Linked DNA regions of Homo sapiens: region 1 is linked to region 2. Evidence: read pairs that join two places in POLR2A ChIA-PET (ENCODE). Cell type or tissue: B cell. All regions are shown on one strand. Each heading gives the region's core, and the rest is flanking DNA. Links, peaks and the distances in the headings are about the cores only. Region 1 has its middle 27 kb from the start of KCNG4. Region 2 overlaps MEAK7 (MTOR associated protein MEAK7).

Evidence for each region. ChIA-PET counts read pairs that join two places held together with the same protein. Peaks named below come from ENCODE experiments on the same cell type or tissue, not always from the same donor. Only the 100,000 strongest peaks of a DNase experiment are listed, where the experiment ranks them.
Region 1: POLR2A ChIA-PET joins it to region 2 with 6 read pairs; 6 of 35 experiments call an interaction of 5 or more read pairs at or near these places.

The regions. Positions count from the first base shown.
Region 1 is chr16:84,262,142-84,271,542 of GRCh38, reverse strand. It overlaps the pseudogene RNA5SP433. Among named protein-coding and RNA genes, the nearest start is that of KCNG4, 27 kb to the right of the region's middle. In B cell, for the core only: no CTCF peak of the experiment used is centred there; a DNase peak (open chromatin) is centred at 4,972.
Region 2 is chr16:84,484,768-84,494,168 of GRCh38, reverse strand. It overlaps MEAK7 (MTOR associated protein MEAK7), which reads left to right. Exons shown (of 8, transcript NM_020947.4): 4 at 4,747-4,891; 5 at 7,110-7,538. Among named protein-coding and RNA genes, the nearest start is that of MEAK7, 15 kb to the left of the region's middle. In B cell, for the core only: no CTCF peak of the experiment used is centred there; no DNase peak of the experiment used is centred there.

The sequences.
Region 1 (9,401 bases), core at 3,917-6,416, 220 kb after region 2:
TTCTCCAAACTCTGCCCTTCTACTAGATGGGCTTCCTTTCCATTCCTTCCAAGCAACAGGTTCTCTCAGCTCCTGGCTTGAGCAGAGACTGTTCCCTGTGCTCAGAACACTCTTCCCTATCCCTCTCAGCCTGGACAATCCTCATCTTCCTCATCAACATCATCATCACCATCATTAACAGTAATAATGGCAACAACAGTGAACATCTGAGAACTTACCATGTGCTAGACACAGTGCTAAATGTTTCACAGGCAAATGCCATTGGATCCTTATGATCTGCGAAGTAGGATTTATTGTTATGCCCATTGTACAGATGAGGAAACTGAGGCAGAGAGCTCCAGTAACTGGCCCAAGTGCTTGGCAATTGAAATAGAGATTTGAACCCAGGCAGTCTGACTCCAGAGTCCTCCTCTTACCACTACACTCTAGAGACACCCCAGATGAGTCCACACTTCCTCAAGAAAGCTCTCCACTACCAGGCAAGGTTTGCTGCCTCCCCCTCTGAGCTCTCACACGGCTGGTGCTCTGATCATAGCATCTAACTTCTGCATCATAATCGCCTGCCTCGAAGATTGTCTCCAAATAGGGCCACCGAAAATTCCTCCTAATCCTGTATGCGCCTGCCAGTCCGGACACCAAGAATCGGTGCTCTTCTCTCCTCTCCTTGGTCTGGCCTTGTGACTTGCCTTGAGCAATAGAATTCAGGGAGCCCAGGCCTTAGAAGACAGCAGCTCTCATCTCCTCTCTCAGACCCCGGCCGCCATGCTGTGAGGAAGTCCAGGACTACTAAACCATGAGATGCTCTGTGGAGACGCCTCATGGGCGAGGCCACCCTGGACGTTCCAGACCCAGTGGAGTTGCTGACAAACTCCCAGCTGTGTGGCTGGGCCCAGGTGACACCAGCAGACGACCCAGCTGAGCCCCAGCCAACCCACAGGATCGTGAGACTATCACAAATCATTGTTATGCTTGGTTCATCTTTCAGCCTTAGTTTCCCCATCTGAAAAGTAGGGAAGGTGATTCCTAGGTACCAGATTTCTCGTGAGGATTAAATAAAAGTACCTCACAAAAGAAGATGGTCAATCGTTGGCTGCCAGTTTTTTAACTCTGGACCAGCCAAGAGGACAATCGTTCCTTTTGACTTTCCCCACGTCATCAACTGCGCCCCAAGTCCACACCACGCTTGCATCCCCACACTGTCCAGAGACACAACTGTCTGCGCCTCCCAGTCTCATCCTTCTGTGTCTGCAGCCCATCTGGTGTTGCTCCCTGGTCCTGCTGGCTGGGGAACATGGGGGTGGGGCAGGCTGATGTCTTCCACTCACCCGGAGCAGCTGGCCCTGGAGTCCTGGGGACAGGTGAAGGAGACCAGAGAAGTGACTCCGTCCAGATGTGTGTACACCATCCTGCGTGGACTATGGCTTGGGCACAGAAGGGACCTGACCCACTTAAACAAATGGCTGTAAAATGCATCTCCACTATGTGGGCTACAGTCGTGAATGATTTGACCCGGACCTGTTCTCAGGCAGCAGAAACAAGAAACAAAGGATATTCCAGTTAGGGAATGCTCTCAAGATCATCTATTCCAGAAGTCACAGATGTGCGTGCCTGTGGGGTGAGGCCAGACAGAAATGTACAAGACAGGTGAGTATAACACAACAGGGCGCAGTCTAACACTGACCAGGTGCAGTGTGGTGACTTCAAGAATTTTTTTAAATGAAAGTATAACATACATATACATGTAGAGGGTGTATAACTTCAAGGCCGGTGGATTGCTTGAGTCAGGAGTTCGAGACCAGCCTGGGCAACATGGTGAAACCCTCATCTCTACAAAAAATACAAAAATTAGCCAGGCATGGTAGCATACCAGCTAATTTTTGCATTTTTAGTAGGGACAGGGTTTCACATTATTGACAGGGCTGCTCTCAAACTCCTGACCTCAAGGGATCTACCCACCTTGGCCTCTCAAAGTGCTGGGATTACACGCGTGAGCCACTACTCCCGGCCTTTAGAAACTTTTTTTTTTTTTTTTGAGACAGAGTATTGCTCTGTCACCCAGGCTGGAGTGCAGTGGTATGATCTTGGCTCACTGCAGCCCCTGCCTCCCGGGTTCAAGTGATTCTCGTGCCTCAGCCTCCTAAGTAGCTGGGATTACAGGCATGTGCCACCACGCCTGGCTAATTTTTATATCTTTAGTAGTAGCCATGTTGGCCAGGCTAGTCTCAAACTCCTGACCTCAGGAGATCCACCCGCCTCAGCCTCCCAAAATGCTGGGATTACAGGCATGAGCCATCGCACCCAGCCTCTAGAAACTCTTTGAATCACATATTAGTTATATTGTGTTATCTTCTGGTTTTTCAATTTTATTAAGGTCAAGTTTGTGATAAAGGTAAAAATATATATACATATTTATAATTTATATTAAAAGTTAAAAAGTTTCCAGTTTTACTAAAGTGAAGCTTATATTAGAAGTAAAAACAGAAGCATTCACTTTACAAGCTCCTGGAACCTGTAAAGCCCTGAATCGAGTCAGTGGTGTCCTAATGCAGAAGGTTAATGTTTGCACACGTGGCATTCTAGTTACGTTTTGAAATGGCTTCACGGTCCATTAGCCACTTTGTGGAGGCATGAATTTTCCCAGAGCACCATTTTAGCGAAGGGGACTGATGGCCCGAGAAGGAAAATGGGAGGCTGGAGGGCGCGATGCCCCATAAAACCCAGATTTCATGACACTGAGGAGATTAAGCTGCTGTGTGCCACACTGTTCATTTCAAGTGGTCTTGAGGGACTCCCTTTAATCTCCAGGTGAAAGCTGACGATTCGGAGGGTGATAATATGCAACCGTGTTCCAAAGAGTCCAGAGAGAAAACCCAGCCTGGTCCCAATTTCTTACCTTTTTTTTTTTTTTTAAATCTCTCATTTGTGGCATCTGATGAGGACTTAGTGTGATTAAAGTGGCGGCAGGAGCTAAAAGATAAAACAGCTATTTGAGGGAGGGAATTTTTCCAGCTGAGCTAGGAGATCAGTTAAATCCCTGGCTGAGATATCAAATCATTAGCACCTCCATAATCCGGGGGTGGCTTAACCCTGCCTGACACGTTGGAGTGGCGAGGGACGGGGCTGGGGGCACAAAGACCCCAGGGATGGTGCTGACACAGGGCGCCAGCCAGGGAGTACAGATAAGGCAGGCGGGTCTCCTGGGGTCAAGGTGAAGAAGGTGGCAGGAAATAGAAATGCCAGGTGTCTGCCTCTGCCCTGGAGCAATTTGTGTGCCGAGGCCAGATGAGTGACCTTGGCGAGCCAAATGCACACTGAGGCTAGGTCCTTGTCCAGGTTTTGTTGTTGTTGTTGTTGTTTTCTGGGTGTTAGGAGTTGCCTAACGGCACAAATCTGGGATGGCCTCAGGCCCCTAAACCCCACCCACGTGCCTTCTAATGGGTGGTTGTAAATTAACTCCTGAGTTCACCTACCAGCTGCAGAATCCTGACAGTGATATTAAGTCTCTCTGGGCCTCAGTTTCCTCATCTGGAGAATAGGGGCAAATGACAATGCACCTTCCACAGAGCCATGGGAGGAGAGTCTTCTAGCAAATCTCCAGGTCTAAGGTGGGTCATGCCCAGCAGGCGTCACCTCTCACCCTTCATCTCTGTAGACAGTTCATCTTAATTGTGGATGTGTTTTAACTTATTTAAACCCAAAGTGAGCTGGACACATTGAACGCTGAAGGAGAGACTGGCTCTTCAGATTCCTTCTTCCAAATGAGGCCAGGTTCCCTCCCTGACCTCAGCAATTTCTACTTCTCTCTGCCCATGCTGACACGTGGCTGATGTGTACCAGAATGGCCATGTAGCCCAAACAGGTGAAAGCACCCTTCCATACCAATTAGCAAACAGCCTCTCCCACTGCATCCCAAGTGCCCAGCTTCCCTGCGCCCTCGCCCCTGACTGCCTATGGTCTGACAACCAAAGGGTTAACCCTGGACAGCAGGGGGCTCTGAGACCTATGGCCCAGTGAATGTCATACTGTAGAGGCGCTGCACTGGGCCCACCAATACTCTCAACAGGGATGTGGCTTCCTCACCCCCTCCATTTGTAGAGCAGAAGAAACTGTGGCTCCAAGAGGGAATGTGACCAGCTCAAGGTCAATCATCCAGGGAATGGCAGAGTCAGGACCTCCCGAAGCTGTCAGACTCCTCTGGATGAGGTGAGAGCATGCAGAATGTTGGGGAGATACTGAAGGCAACCCATGCCTTGCCTCCTGGTGCACATCAACCCTCACCTCTAGACAAAGACTGCCTGGGTCTCAATCCCAATCTGCCACCTACAAGTCTTGTCATCACAGGCAAGTGACTTCAGCCTTTTGTAAGATCAAACTAATTTTCTTAGTTTTAAACAAAACAATACAACAGAGCTTTTCAACCTCACTACTGTGGACCTGAGAAAACAGATTATTCTTTGTTGTGGGTGCTGTTCAAACATCATAGAATGTATAGCAGCATCCCAGCTTCTACCCTCTGGCTATCAGTGGAACCTCCTCCCCAGTCAGGATGATCCACACATCTCGAGGCATTGCCTGCTGTCCCCTGGGCGGCAAATCCATCTGAGCAGGAGAGCCCTGCTTTATAGGATTGTTTCGAGGGTTAACAAGTTTAGAGAGAGAACCTGACGTACAGTTAGTCACTGTCACTGCCTGGTTCCTCAGTTAGGATTGGGGTTGCCTGCAAGGAATGGTGACCCTAAAATAAGTGACCTAAACTGGACAGTCGTTTGGTTTACTTGGACACAAATGGACAAACATTAGCAGTTTGGGGCTAGATGGCAGTTCGGCTCCACTTCTCTAACGTTTGAACTCGTCCTCTGGGTCCAAGGGGACAGCTACAGACACTGTGGAGAGGGGAGGGGCAGAGGGCACTTGCCTGCCAGCCAGTAAGATCCCCAGATGCCACCACCATGACCTTCCACTAACATCCCATTGGCCACAATGTGGTCACATGGTCACACCTAGTTGCAAGGGAGGCTGGGAAATGTAGTCTTTATTCTGGGGGTTGGGAGGTGGACAGCTAATGTTATATTACTGTGGAAGAAGAGAGAATTGGCTCAATGGGGTCATGGAATCTCTTGGGCCTGCTGCAGTCAGGAAGCTGATTAAAGCCAGAGGCTGTCAGAGCCATGAGGACAGAGGGCGAGATAATCCTGGGAGCATCTGGTACACTTTGCTTAATAAACCACTGGACAAGAAATATTAGCAGAGCACATAAGAAATAAACACATAGGAAACTCGCCTCTAAACAGAAATCCTGCAGAACTGACACCCATTATAATCAACTCCCTCCTCCATGCCAGGACCATGTGCCCTCCATGTTCTGTGTGAATTTGTGGCAGGAGGACAGAAACATTGGAACTGGACCAGGAATCCAGGGGACTCTACTTTCCTCTTGATTCTATCACCTGGAGGCTGCATGACTGAGATGAAGTCCCCATGCCCTCCAGGCCTCAGCTTTCTCAGTTGTACACAGGGCCAGTATTGGAGTCTCAAACAGCAAAACGAGCCTGGCCACAGTGGCTCACACGCGTAATCACAACACTTTGGGAGGTCAAAGTAGGAGGATCACCTGAGGCCAGGAGTCTGAGATCAGCTTGGGCAACATAGGGAGACCTTGTACTCTACAAAAAATAAAAAATAAAAAAACCTAGCCAGGTCTACCTGCCCATAGTCCCAGCTACTCAGGAGGTTGATGTGGGAGGATGGCTTGAGCTGGGGAGTTCAAGGCTGCAGTGAGCCATGATCGTGCCAGTGCACTCCAGCCTGGCCAACACAGTGAAACCCCGTCTCCACTAAAAATACAAAAATTAGCCAGGTGTGATGACAGGCGCCTGTAGTCTCAGCTACTGGGGAGGCTGAGGCAGGAGAATCACTTGAACCTGGGAGGCAGAGGTTGCAGTGAGCCAAGATTGCCTCACTGCACCCCAACCTTACTTCTCTAAAGACAGCCTGAGAAAAAGCCTGCCAAGAAAACAAGGGACAGTGCTCTTGCCAAGTTTAGCTTCCCACTACATCCCAAGTGCCCTTCTATTAACAGGCTATGGTGTAGAAACAGGGCTGATTATGTTTGGGGACTTGACCCCCAAATCGGCATCTGCCTTTGAGGAGGGAGCAGAGGGGAGGACCCTTGAGCTTGCAGAGACAGCGGTGACTCCATCTTGGATGCTAATCTGCCATGTTGATTTCTGATTGTCTCCAGTCCTAGGAATGCCTCTTGCTGCCTATTTTATTTACTATCCCTAGTGTAAGAACATGACAACCTTGATATCATTGGACAAATTCTAAGCTATGGCACACACGACATTCTTGCCTGTTAGGAGGGTTGCCTTTGTCTTACTGGAGCATGTACCCCCTTCCCCTGTGGTAGATGATATGGTTTTGCTCTGTGTCCCCATCCAAATCCCACCTTGAATTGTAATAATCCCCACATGTCAAGGGCACGGTCAGGTGGGGATAATTGAATCATGGGGCTGTTTCCCCCCTACTGTGTTCATGGTAGTGAGTAAGTCTCACAAGATCTGATGGTTTTATAAATGGGAGTTCCTCTGCACAGTCTCTCTTGCCTGCTGCCATGTAAGATGTACTTTGCTTCTCATTTGCCTTCCGCCATGATTGTGAGGCCTCCCCAGCCATGTGGAACAGTGAGTCCATGAAACCTCTTTCCTTTATAAATTACCCAGTCTTGGGTATGTGTTTATTATCAGCATGAGAACAGACTAACACAGTCGATAAGCCTTGGGTCTGGGGGTAACAGGGACAGAGATCTACCCGTCCTGCTGCCTCCAAGACCATGCTTCTGTCTGCAAGCTCCCCCCGTAAGACAGGCTTTATCCACAAACTCAATCTGTCTGCCTTGCTCTTTGGTGTCTCGGCTCCTTTGCCTTTTTTTTTTTTTTTTTTTTTTTTTGAGATGGAGTCTCACTCTGCTGTTGCCCAGGCTGGAGTGCAGTGGCGGGATCTCCATTCACTGTAACCTCCACCTCTTGGATTCAAGTGATTCTCCTGCCACAGCCTCCCAAGTAGCTGGGATTATAGGCGCCCGCCACTATGCCTGGCTAATTTATATATTTTTAGTAAAGACAGGGTTTCACCATGTTGACCAGACTGGTCTCGAACTCCTGACCTCAGGTGATCTGCCCGCCTCAGCCTCCCAAAGTGCTGGGATTACAGGCATGACCCACCACGCCTGGCCTCCTTTGGTTTTTGGAGGCCACATTGCATACACAGCCTTTTCATGGAACAAGCTTCCTCCAAGGCTCCCACGACCCACAGGCACCACACTCAGGGCTCACCAGCGCATGAAATCCTCACAAGCCCATTCCACAGAGAGGAAAGCTGAGGCTCAAGAGGTTAAAAAGACACACAAGGCCACACAGCAACTTCTGTGCCAACAGAGCTTAGAATCAAACCCACTGACCTCCAGGATCCCGGCCTTGTCTTGACACTCTCTTCTGATTTCCCAGACGGAAGCTCAACTTCTTCTGGGGTCTCCCTGTCACTGTCAGTCTCCTGCATTGTGGTCATGTTATGGTGACATTACAGGGAGCCAAGACTCAGCGCTCTGCTCCTGCATGGCTCATTCAGGGGCCTGGAGGCCCAGCTTCTCTCTGTGTGTCTTGTGGCATTGCAAGCTCAGACCACGGCAAGAGCCCAGAGTGTAAAAGCAGAAACACAAAGGGCTCCTCAGGTGTGTCTCAGGGATGAGGACCCTCAGACGGCCCTTAGCAACCAGATGCACACTCACCCCCAAACCCCTTCTGCAGCATCTGCAGATCACTGGGCACTCACCATCTACATATAGCTAGTTTGGTTTAGTCTTTTTGAGACAGAATCTCACTCTGTCACCTGTGCAGTGGCATGATCATGGCTCACTGCAGCCTCGACCTCCCCACACTCAAGCAATCCTCCCACCTCAGCCTGCTGAGTAGCTGGGACTACAGGCATGCACCACCATGCCTGGCTAATTTTTGTATTTTTTGTAGCGATGGGGTTTCACCGTGTTGCCCAGGCAGGTGTCCAACTCCTGAGCTCAGGGGATTCTCCTACCTCAGCCTCCCAAAGTGCTGGGATTCCTGGTGTGAGCCACGGCACCTGGTCTATTTTGCTTTACATTTTAATATAAATGGGACTGCACCAGAGACATGGATCTGCATCCTGCTTCCTCCCCTTAACAACATGCTTGAGATCCCTCCACGTCTGTTATATAGAAGGTTATCGTGTTATTTTTCATAGCTGTGTAGTATTCCACAGTGTGATGATTAATTTTATGTGTTAACTTGACTGGGCCACAAGGTACCCAGACATTTGGCCAAACATGATTCCAGGCATGTCTGTGAGAGTGCTTCTGGGTGAGATGAACATTCCATCAGTACACCGAGCAAAGCTGATCATCCTCCCTCATGTGGGTGGGCTTTGACCCATCAGTTGAAGGCCCAACTAGAACAATAAGGCTGAGAAAGAGGGAATCCCTTCTGTCTGACTGCTCAAGCTGGAACACTGCCTTTTATTTCCTACCTTTGGACTCAAAACTATATCAGCTCTCCTGGCTCCCCAAGAGAAACCTCACATTCTGGCCTATGGCCATACCACCCTGAACGTGCCCAATCTCATCTGATCCCGGAAGCGAAGCAGGGTCAGGCCTGGTTAGTACTTGGATGGAAAATCTCACATTCTGGCATTCTAGGTGGACACATCTTTTGAGGGTCACCCTTTGACGCTCTACCCTTGGCAACAATAATGGAGGTCAACATTTACTGATCCGCTTGCTACAGACCCAGTAGGCTCCCTGTGGAACCCCTCACAACAGTGCAATGGAGGAGGCGCTACTGTTGCCCATTTGGATGATGAGAAGATGCAGGCTTAGCTAGAGAATGAAGCTTCCCACTGAGGTCTTGCCGCTAGGAAGATGCAGACCTGGGCCGCTGCAACGGTCAGTGCAATCACCCACGGCTTAACCACAGTTGCAAATTCTACCCCATTAAGTGACAGGTACCATCTCACCCTCTAAAAATTACCTCAACCCCAGGCATACAATAACATCAAGCCAGGAAAATTATTGGATTTGATGATATTGAGCTGAAATGGAAATATGGATTCTCTACGTACATAAGCATGAGAATGAGCCTGTGGGAGCCCATTACATTTCCTCATTAGACTGCTATTGGCATCACTTGATTCCCTAATAGCCCATGTCCTGCCTGAAGCAATAGTGAGTCTTCCATGTAATTTCTGAGAGCTTAAATGTCCCCACTGACATCATGGGACTTATTTTTCTTTCTAAATACATTTGCAAATGGTTGTTTCTCAGCCTCAAATCAATACATCATGAATAGAATAAACCAGAGTCGCAGACAGCCTCA
Region 2 (9,401 bases), core at 1,725-4,224:
AGTGCAGCAACAGTGATAATTTGCCATATAGACACTGACTCTCTTTGAATTATCTTTGCTAGAACTTTTCCTTAAGGAGTCTGAGATTAGACATTTTTATTTATTTTATTTTATTTTATTTCATTTTTTTAGATTAGACCTTTCTAAAAGCTCCAAGCCTAGCCAAGAATTTATCTGTGCCTGTAGATACCCATGTGACTTGGGTGAATTCCTCTCTCTTTGAGGTCCCAAGAAAACTTGGAGTATTTGGGCCTGTCAGAAAGTGACATCCTTTACTTACAGATCAGGACCCTGTAAAGGACAGTGTGAGGCCAGTTTGTCCAGTGGCTTTTATCAGCTCTACAGGTCAGCTTCATTTTCTCAAGGTAATCTGAAAATGCTGTTCCAGTCAAAGCCTTCATGAAATAACCAGTGTTTCCAATTATGTCCTGTTATAAAAGAAAACAGATTCTTATTGAATGTATGCAAATAATTATATTGCCATAAATTAAGAATACTCACAAATAGTTTCCAAATTTTAGAGAAATTAGGTAGACAGAAAGGGATTATGTTTTAAATTTTGCTCACTAGAGTATATTTTAATTGTTAAAAGCTGTAAATAGCTTAAAAGAGAAAGTTTTCTTGACTCTGGAAAAAAAACAGCTAATGTTGTAAACAAAATGTCATAAAAGATTATTTCGGTCATCTGTTAGTTCGGTCCACGCAATTAACTTCTTGCTTGCTTGATATTGGATCGGCAATCCTCATGAATACGTCAGCCCCCTATGAGTCCTAGAAGTTTTCCTTTCTATTCCAACAGCACAATCTCTGAAGTTATCGGAACCGATATTTAAGAGTACTCTTCAGAGTTCTATAGCTGACTATAAACTGCCCTATAAAAGGATCAAAGTAAAACAATTGTGGATGTCAAAAGTCTTAGAACAGCCATGGTTAAAGACACAATTGACAAGGAAATTTGGGTACTTCTCTGGCATACAACAACTTTACATAATAGTAATTACTACTGATAACATATACTAAGACACATCAGAATCACAGGAATCTCATAGAATTTTGGAACACATACTAATAACACACTTACATAAATGTGGTCCAAAGATGGTTAAACACCATTTCATATTTGACAGTGCTTCCTGTATGATTGTATTATACCAAGTAAGCCCAATATGTCTCCCTTGGAGCTCAAGGGACCTAATATCAAAACAATAATTGAGGTCAAAAGGACTGAATTTTGAATTTGATTCTGGAAAGTTTGTCAAATATCAGAAGTTTAAAACACTTGATATAGGCTGGGCGTAGTGGCTGACGCCTGTAATGCCAGCACTTTGGGAGGCCAAGGTGGGTGGATTATCTGAGGTCAAGAGTTCAAGACCAGCCTCGCTAACATGGTGAAACCCTGTCTCTACCAAAAATACAAAAATTGGCCAGGCGTGGTGGCACACACCTGTAGTCCCAGCTACTCGGGAGGCCAAGGCAGGAGAATCGCTTGAACTCGAGAGGTGGAGGTTGCAGTGAGCCAAGATTGTGCCACTGCACTCTAGCCTGGGTGACAGAGTCAGACTTCATCTCCAAAAATAAATAAATAAATAAATAAATAAAATAAAACACTTGATATCACAAAATAAGATCACAGGTCATTGTAAAATAAGTCATTTAGCCAAAGTGCTAACTCAAAGGTTTTGAAAAAAAGGGTAAAAACCTTTATTTTTTTGAGAGAGGAGACTTAATTTCCCAAACAATAAGCCCTAATAAAGACAGTATGAGGCCACTTAAATCTCTGTGAAGTCTTATAAACAAATCTATTAAATTTTAATCATCTTGACCATAAGATGTAATTTGTATAAACCTTTTTATAACCTTTTATAATTCTTTAAATGAAAAGGTGGGTTATGCTCCAAGAAAACCTTGTTAATCTGACACAAGGACCCAGATGCTGGTGTTGGATCAGTGTATGTTTGATATTAATATTTAATTTACAGAGAACCTCTGAACTAATTTTCTCTCTCAAAATCGGCCCTTACAATCTCATACATCCACCTCTTCCACAATAGTCCCTGGGCCTAGAGGGGTTAAATATTTTAAATTTCAGGCCCTGTGTCTCGTGAACACAGTTTGATTGCCATCTTTTCCTGGGTCTCAAAATGAGGCTTTAATTGTTTTCAGTGTTGAAGATTTAGCAGGATTCAAGTCTCTTTTAGCCCTAGGAATCACAGCCCTGTAACTTAACAGCAAAAGGACTTTAAAAACAATACAAAATGTTACATGGATATGATAACCTTAATTTAAAAAAATTTAAATCTGTTTTCTTTTTTCTTTTCTTTTTTTTTTTTTTGAGACGGAGTCTTGCGCCTTCACCGAGGCTGGAGTGCAGTGGCGCGATCTCAGTCACTGCAAGCTCCGCCTCCTGGGTTCACGTCATTCTCCTGCCTTAGCTTCCCAAGTGGCTGGGACTACAGGTGCACGCCACCACGCCCAGGTAATTTTTTGTACTTTTAGTAGAGATGGGGTTTCACCATGTTAGCCAGTATGGCCTTGATCTCCTGACCTCGTGATCCACCTGCCTCGGCCTCCCAAAGTGCTGGGATTATAGGCGTGAGTCACCGTGCCCAGACGTTTTTTTTTTTTTTTTTAAGACAGGGTCTCGCTCCGTTGCCCAGTCTGGAGTGCAGTGGCACAACCTCAGCTCACTACAACCTCTGCCTCCCAGGCTCAAGCGATTCTCCTGCCTCAGCATCCCAAGTAGGTAGGATTACAGGTGTGTGTCACCATACCTGGTTAATTTTTGTATTTTTAGTAGAGACGGGGGTCTCATCATGTTGGCCAGGCTGGTCGCGACCTCCTAACCTCAAATGATCTGCCCACCTTGGCCTCCCAAAGTTAATTTTTGTATTTTTAGAGATACAGTTTCACCACGTTGGCCAGACTGGTCTCGAACTCCTGACCTCAAGTAATCCACTCGCCTTGGCCTCCCAAAGTGGAGGGATTACAGGCGTGAGCCACCACGCCCAGCCCCCTACTTCTGTTTTTGATTTAAATAATTTGAATTGTCTCCCTTTTTTCTGTCAGTGTAGCTAAAGATTCTTCATATTTTTGTTGATCTTTTCAATGAACCAACTTTTGGTTTCATTAAAGAGTAGCTGTGTAGTAATAACTTTTTTAGACAAAAATCAGGTAACACAGTAGAAAAGCAGCTTAAGAGCTGAGAGGAACTGGTCTGTTTATAACTTTGGGGTTCTGTAAAGAAACAAATTTCTCTCAGAAACGAGTGTGGCACCTTCTCTGTTTTCTTTAAGGAATCCCAGACTCTTAGACATTATTTTAGGTCCTTCATACAGCGGAGGGTAGCAAGAGGAAGGAGAGACACGCAGAAGCAAATGGAGAAAAAAATTCAGTTGATTGAGAAGGAAATAAATCTTCTTTTTTCTAAAAACAAGACCCTAGGAGAGACAAAAAGGCATTATGTCCCTTTAAATACACACACACACACACACACACACACACACACACACACACATCTTGATTAGCTTTTAATTAAGCTGACTTTAACCATTGAGCTCTTTAAAAAAATCATTTTAAATCTTTTACTACCGTATTTTACCTGGGACAAAAATGACTGGTATTTCAAAAGTAACACAAATATCAAACCAGAAAGGATTTTGATGTAGGAACCAAACTCAGGCTGTTGAGGTAAAAAAAAAAAAAAAAAAAAAAAAAAAAAAAAAAAAGGCGGGGCAGAAACTTAGCCGCCCAGCGAGAGTGTGGGCCGCTGCCCTGGGTCTTTTAGTTTGGGCCTGGCTAGTAAAGGTTATGGAAATAAAGCCCCTCAAGGCAGTCAAAATGTTTTTTTCCTTTTGGTGGCCTTGCTCTTTCCTTCTTTTTTTTTTTTTTCCCCCAGCTATGGGAATTTAGCCAATTCAGAGGCCTTGTTTCCCTATAATTTGGAACGTTCCCTCGGATTTGACCAAGTCAGGTAGAGTTGATCAAACCAAGTGGGAAAAAGACTGAAACAATAAAAACAGAAGCCACAAATAAAAACAGTTCAGCAAAACAAACACACGCTCACACAGTTTGTACAATTACTGAGTGCTCTAATGGTAAGGAGAAGACCATTGGTAAATGAAGACCAGTTGGTTGTTTAAGTTTTAGTCATCAGGAGAATTTTTAAGACAAAACCCCAATTCATCTACTTTCCTAGGAGTGGGGCCCAGGCTGCAGACTGCCCTCTGCCATCTTAGAAGCAGGAAAACCTCCAATTCCCCTTCCCTGTTGGAAGCGAGCTGCAACTCCAGAAAGCAGTTGCTTGCCCTCTATCATTATGGAAACAGGAAGACTTGCCTTCCTTTTTGGAAGCAAGTAAAACTCAGCAAAATAAACCTTAGATCTCAACCAAATTTGGGGAGATCAGGGATTTTCTGGAGGGGGTAGCTCCTGGGCCTCAGCAAATCATCCTGTTGGTTTGAGCAATGAAGACAGCAGGCATTGTGGAGCTGTCCATCCTCGGGGAGTCCTAAACCCCAATACTGTTGGGATGAGGTCAGAACTCCTGGACAAAGGCTTTGGGAAAAGTTCTAGGCCAGCCAAGTGCATCATTAGAAAAACGAGTAACTACATACATTGCATGACCTTTCCCCACATTGTGGCCCATCATAGTTGGTGTTAAAGAAAATTGCCCTTCTCCATGTGGGCATGACATAGGTCTCAGGATATGGTGGAACTGTTTTTAATGGTAAAATTGTGATCTTACAGTTTACAGAGGATCTGGTTGGCTCTGTGGTGCACGTGCTAAGCCACAGACAGGAGCTGAGAGGCTGGACTGGGAAGGAAGCCCCAGGGCCCAACCCCCGGGTGCAGGTGCTGGCTGCTCAGCTGCTCTCTGACATGAAGCTGCAAGGCAAGTGTGCGTGGACGCGGTGATGCAGGTCTTTTGCTGTAGAGCGGTACCTGCTGTCTCCATTACTGTAGCTGTGTAGTAAAGCTTTGAAACCAGAATGCGTGAGCCCTCGAACCTTCTTCTAGGTTTTCTAGTTTGTTGGCATATTTTAAAATAATCCTTATTTTCCCAAAAGCAATAGGGATGTCCCCACTTCCATTACTGATTTAAATAATTTGTCTCTTGTCCCTTTTTCCTCTTAGTCTAGCTAAAGGGTTTTCACATTTTTGTCGGTACTTTTTGAAGAACCAGCTTTTAGTTTCATTAATTTTCTGTTGTCTTTCTAGTTTCTATTTATTTTCCTCTAGCTTTTATTTTCTTCCTTCTGTTTGCTTTAAATTTGTTTGGTCTTCTTTTCCTAGTTTCTTAAGATAGAATACTAGGTTATTGATTCGAGATCTTCTTTTTCAAATAAGCATTTACACTTGCACATTTCCCTTTCAGCACTGCCTTCGCTGCATGCCATAAGTTTTGATAGGTTATGTTTTTATTTTCATTGATCTCAATATTTTCTAATGTCCCTTAGGATTTTTTCATTTGGCCTACTGGCTATGTAACAGTGTGTTATTTAATTTCTCCATGCCTGTGAATTCCTCAAATTGCCTTTTAGTACTGATTTTTGATTATATTTCATTATGTTTAGAGAAGATACTTTGTATTATTTGAATCCTTTAAAATTTGTTGATGCATCATTTATGGCCTATAGTATGGTCACTTCTGGATAATGTTTAAAGCACATTTGAGAAGAATGTGTATTCTGTTGTTGGGTGAGAAGCAGTATATATTTAAATTTAATTGGGATTAAAAAAAAAAACCTTGTGGCAAATCACTTTGCAAAGCAGACTTACTTTATAAATATGTTGCCCTTTTGTTTTAAAGCCAGATTTTAAAGTACAGCTTGAAAATAGGTTATATTTCAGAAGTTAGTTTAGATGAGGTATTTGGAACTTGGAAAGAATTTTACAAGTAAGTATCAGTAATTCGTCTTATGGGTAAACTGTTCATCCATCTAGAATCAGTATGTTTTAAAAGAAGAATCATGAAAATAAAAATTAAAGTTTTCAGTGAAGTAGAAAAGGTAATTCAGACGATTAAAATTATCCTTAAGATTTCAAGTAATATATAGGTAATGAGAAATGAAACTGTTTGAAAAATAAATAGAAATGATAGGAATTTTGAATTATCAGAAGTTGGGAGTACTTTTACATTTCCTGCTTAATAAAATGGGCCTGAGTTACACAAAATATTTCAGCTTAGTCAAATTTTCGCTAGGTTGGGAATTATAATCTCTGTAAATGGGGCCTTTGTGTCAGCAAGAGCTTAAGACGTAAAAGCTCCTCTGTTCCTTGTAATAACCGAGCGGGGCAGGTTCTGGCCTTACCTCCATTTTATACCTGAGGAAACTGAGGCACAGAGGTCCAGACCTTGGCAAGGTCATGCTGTTCCTGAGCTCGGGTTTGAAGCCAGCTGTTCGAGTCCCAGGTGTGTGCTCCCACGCTCTTACTGTCACCTCCACTCTTAGTGGGTGAGGGATGGAAAATAGGGCTCCAAGTGCTGTATGATTAAGCCTGATTAGTGGCGAATGAAACCCGCACTTCCCAGATAAACTGCAGGAGTCCCAGGAAGTGCCCTACCAGCCCCTTGACTGGCTGGGAACATTCCCCTTCCAGTGACCTTGGCAGGACCGACGCCCTTGGATGAGCGGCTCCAGGTGTAGCTCAGGCATTTATTCCAGCCCCATTGCCAGGGCACTGCCATCTCGAGGGGTTCTGAAATGCTGCTTGGAGAGGAGAGAAAAGTGTTGAAGTCGGATTGTTTAGATCAGTGCTGGCCAATAGACAAAGCAAGCCCCATGTGAAATTTTCCCTTTTCTAGGGACCATGTTAAAAGAGTAAAGAGAAACAGGGGAAAACTGATTCTAATAATATGTCCTAAATACAATTTTGAAATGTAATGAATATTTAAAAATTGAGATATTTTACATTCTTTTTTCATACCAAATCTTTGAAATCAAGTGTGCCTTTTACACTGACGGCACCTCTCAATTCACACGAGCCCTGTTTTCTGTGCTCAGTAATTGCATGTGACTCGTGGCTCCCACACTGATCAGTGTGGGTTTAGATAGTAGCTAAATGGTGACATAACAGCCCCACTAATGCTGACCATCCCCTTCCCCTAGATGGCAAGAGACTTCTGGGGCCCCAGTGGCTGGACTATGACTGTGACCGAGCTGTGATCGAGGACTGGGTGTTCAGGGTCCCCCATGTGGCCATATTCCTGAGTGTGGTCATTTGCAAGGGCTTTCTCATCCTGTGCTCGTCTCTTGATCTGACTACCCTGGTCCCTGAGCGTCAAGTGGACCAGGGCAGGGGTTTTGAGAGCATCCTGGATGTCCTCTCTGTCATGTACATCAACGCCCAGCTGCCTCGGGAGCAGCGGCACCGCTGGTGCCTGCTCTTTTCGTCTGAGCTCCATGGACACAGCTTCTCCCAGCTCTGTGGCCACATCACTCACCGGGGACCCTGTGTGGCTGTCCTCGAGGACCATGACAAGCATGTGTTCGGTGGGTTTGCCTCTTGCTCTTGGGAGGTGAAGCCTCAGTTTCAAGGTAAGACTTGGTGTCCTGAACCTTGACGAGTGGCACAGCACGGGCAAAGAGCTCTGGAGAAAGGGAGAGGGTGGGGGTGCTAAATAGGGCTCTCCCATCTTCTCCAAGTGTTTCTCTAGACGCAGTCGGGGCGATAGGAAAATGTGATGCTGCTCTATGGTGTTTATCACATCAGAGTTCTTCAGGACAGGCCGTGTGACCCCCAGTTTTCAGGCGAGGACACGGGCCCAGTTATTACACGGTGCCGGGTCTATGGGGCGTGGGAGAAGTCAAGCCACAGATGCCTCCGAGGGGACCAGGAGATGGTAATTGGTTCAGATCGGACATTTTCCTTCCCTGGGCCTTCCTGCCCCTGCCCCCACCGCCACGCGTTTGCTTGTTGGAATTTGGAAGCTTTGTGCATGACCTTGAATGCACTGGATGAAAGGTTCTAAGTAAATTCTTTTCCTTCCCTCAAGGAAGAATACTCTGATGAAAAGAGTCCTTTAAAAATATTTAAAACACAGGCCAGGTGCAGTGGCTCACACCTGGAATCCCAGCATTTTGGGAGGCTGAGGCAGGAGGATCACTTGAACCCAGGAGTTTGAGACCAGCATGGGCAACATAGTGAGACCTTGCCTCTATCTTAAAAAAAAAAAAAAAATAATAAGGCTGGGCGTGGTGGCTCAAGCCTGTAATCCCAGCACTTTGGGAGTCCGAGGCAGGTGGATCACTTGAGGTCAGGCATTTGAGACCAGCCTGGTGAACGTGGTGAAACCACGTCTCTACTGAAAGTACACAAATTAGATGGGTGTGGTGGCGCATGCCTGTAATCCCAGCTACGTGGGAGGCTGAGGCATGAGAATTGCTTGAACCTCGGAAGCAGAGTTGCAGTGAGCCGAGATCATACCACCGCACTCCAGCCTGAGCAACAGAGCGAGACTCCATCTCTAGATAGATAGATAGATAGATAGATAGGTAGATAGATGGATGGATGGATGGATGGATGGATAGATAGATAGTTTTTGAAATGTTTACAGATGCGTCGCCCATCAGTGGGCTGTCCTCTGTACTTGAGAGTGGGCCACCATCCCCAGGGTTTGCCTTTGGCATTCCCCGGTACATCCTGTATCTTACCCCGCACCTCTGGAATCGTCATTTCTCCACCAGGCAGAGGTTCTGAAGGCCGGGAACTGTGTCCAGGTGGAGTTGCCCTTGCAGGAGAGCTTTCAGCAGAGGCTAGGTGGCATCTGGCTGGAATAGGTAGCAGGGGTCACCAGGTTGAGGGTTGGGCACCTCTATCTCCTAGATTGCATTGTTTCTAGGGTTTGATTTATATCTAGGTTTCAGGATGTTCTAGATCTTTATCTTAGTTCTGGGAATGGTGGGAATTCTCCCCAAATCAAAGTTTCCAGGTGCCAGCCCAGGGCCGGCCCTGCAGGTGGGCCTTTCTAGAGACAGCAGCCTCAGCCTTGCCACGGCCACTCTCTTCTGCACACCCACCTTGCCCTGCCTCCATGTCACAGGCATAGGGCATGTGCCCACCAGCCCAGCCTCGGGCTCCGGGGAAATTACACATTGCTCTGCCTCACTGCATGGCTGAAGGCTCGGCTTTAGGATATGAAGAGACCCTGAGCATCATGATCAGGGTAAAGCTGCTGCTCCCTCCAGAGCCTTTAATGTTAATTTCAGATGGACTCTGCTGGCTCTTTATGTTTTATTAACAAGCAGACTTAATCTTGCTGAAGCATGTGGGAAAAATGCAGTGGCCAAGTTTTCAAACCCGAGTTCATTCTGTTGCAGTACGTGTCCATACTCACGAAACAACAGCAGAGGGCAGCCTCACACCACGCATGGTACAAATCCGTGGACTGTGGGTCAAGT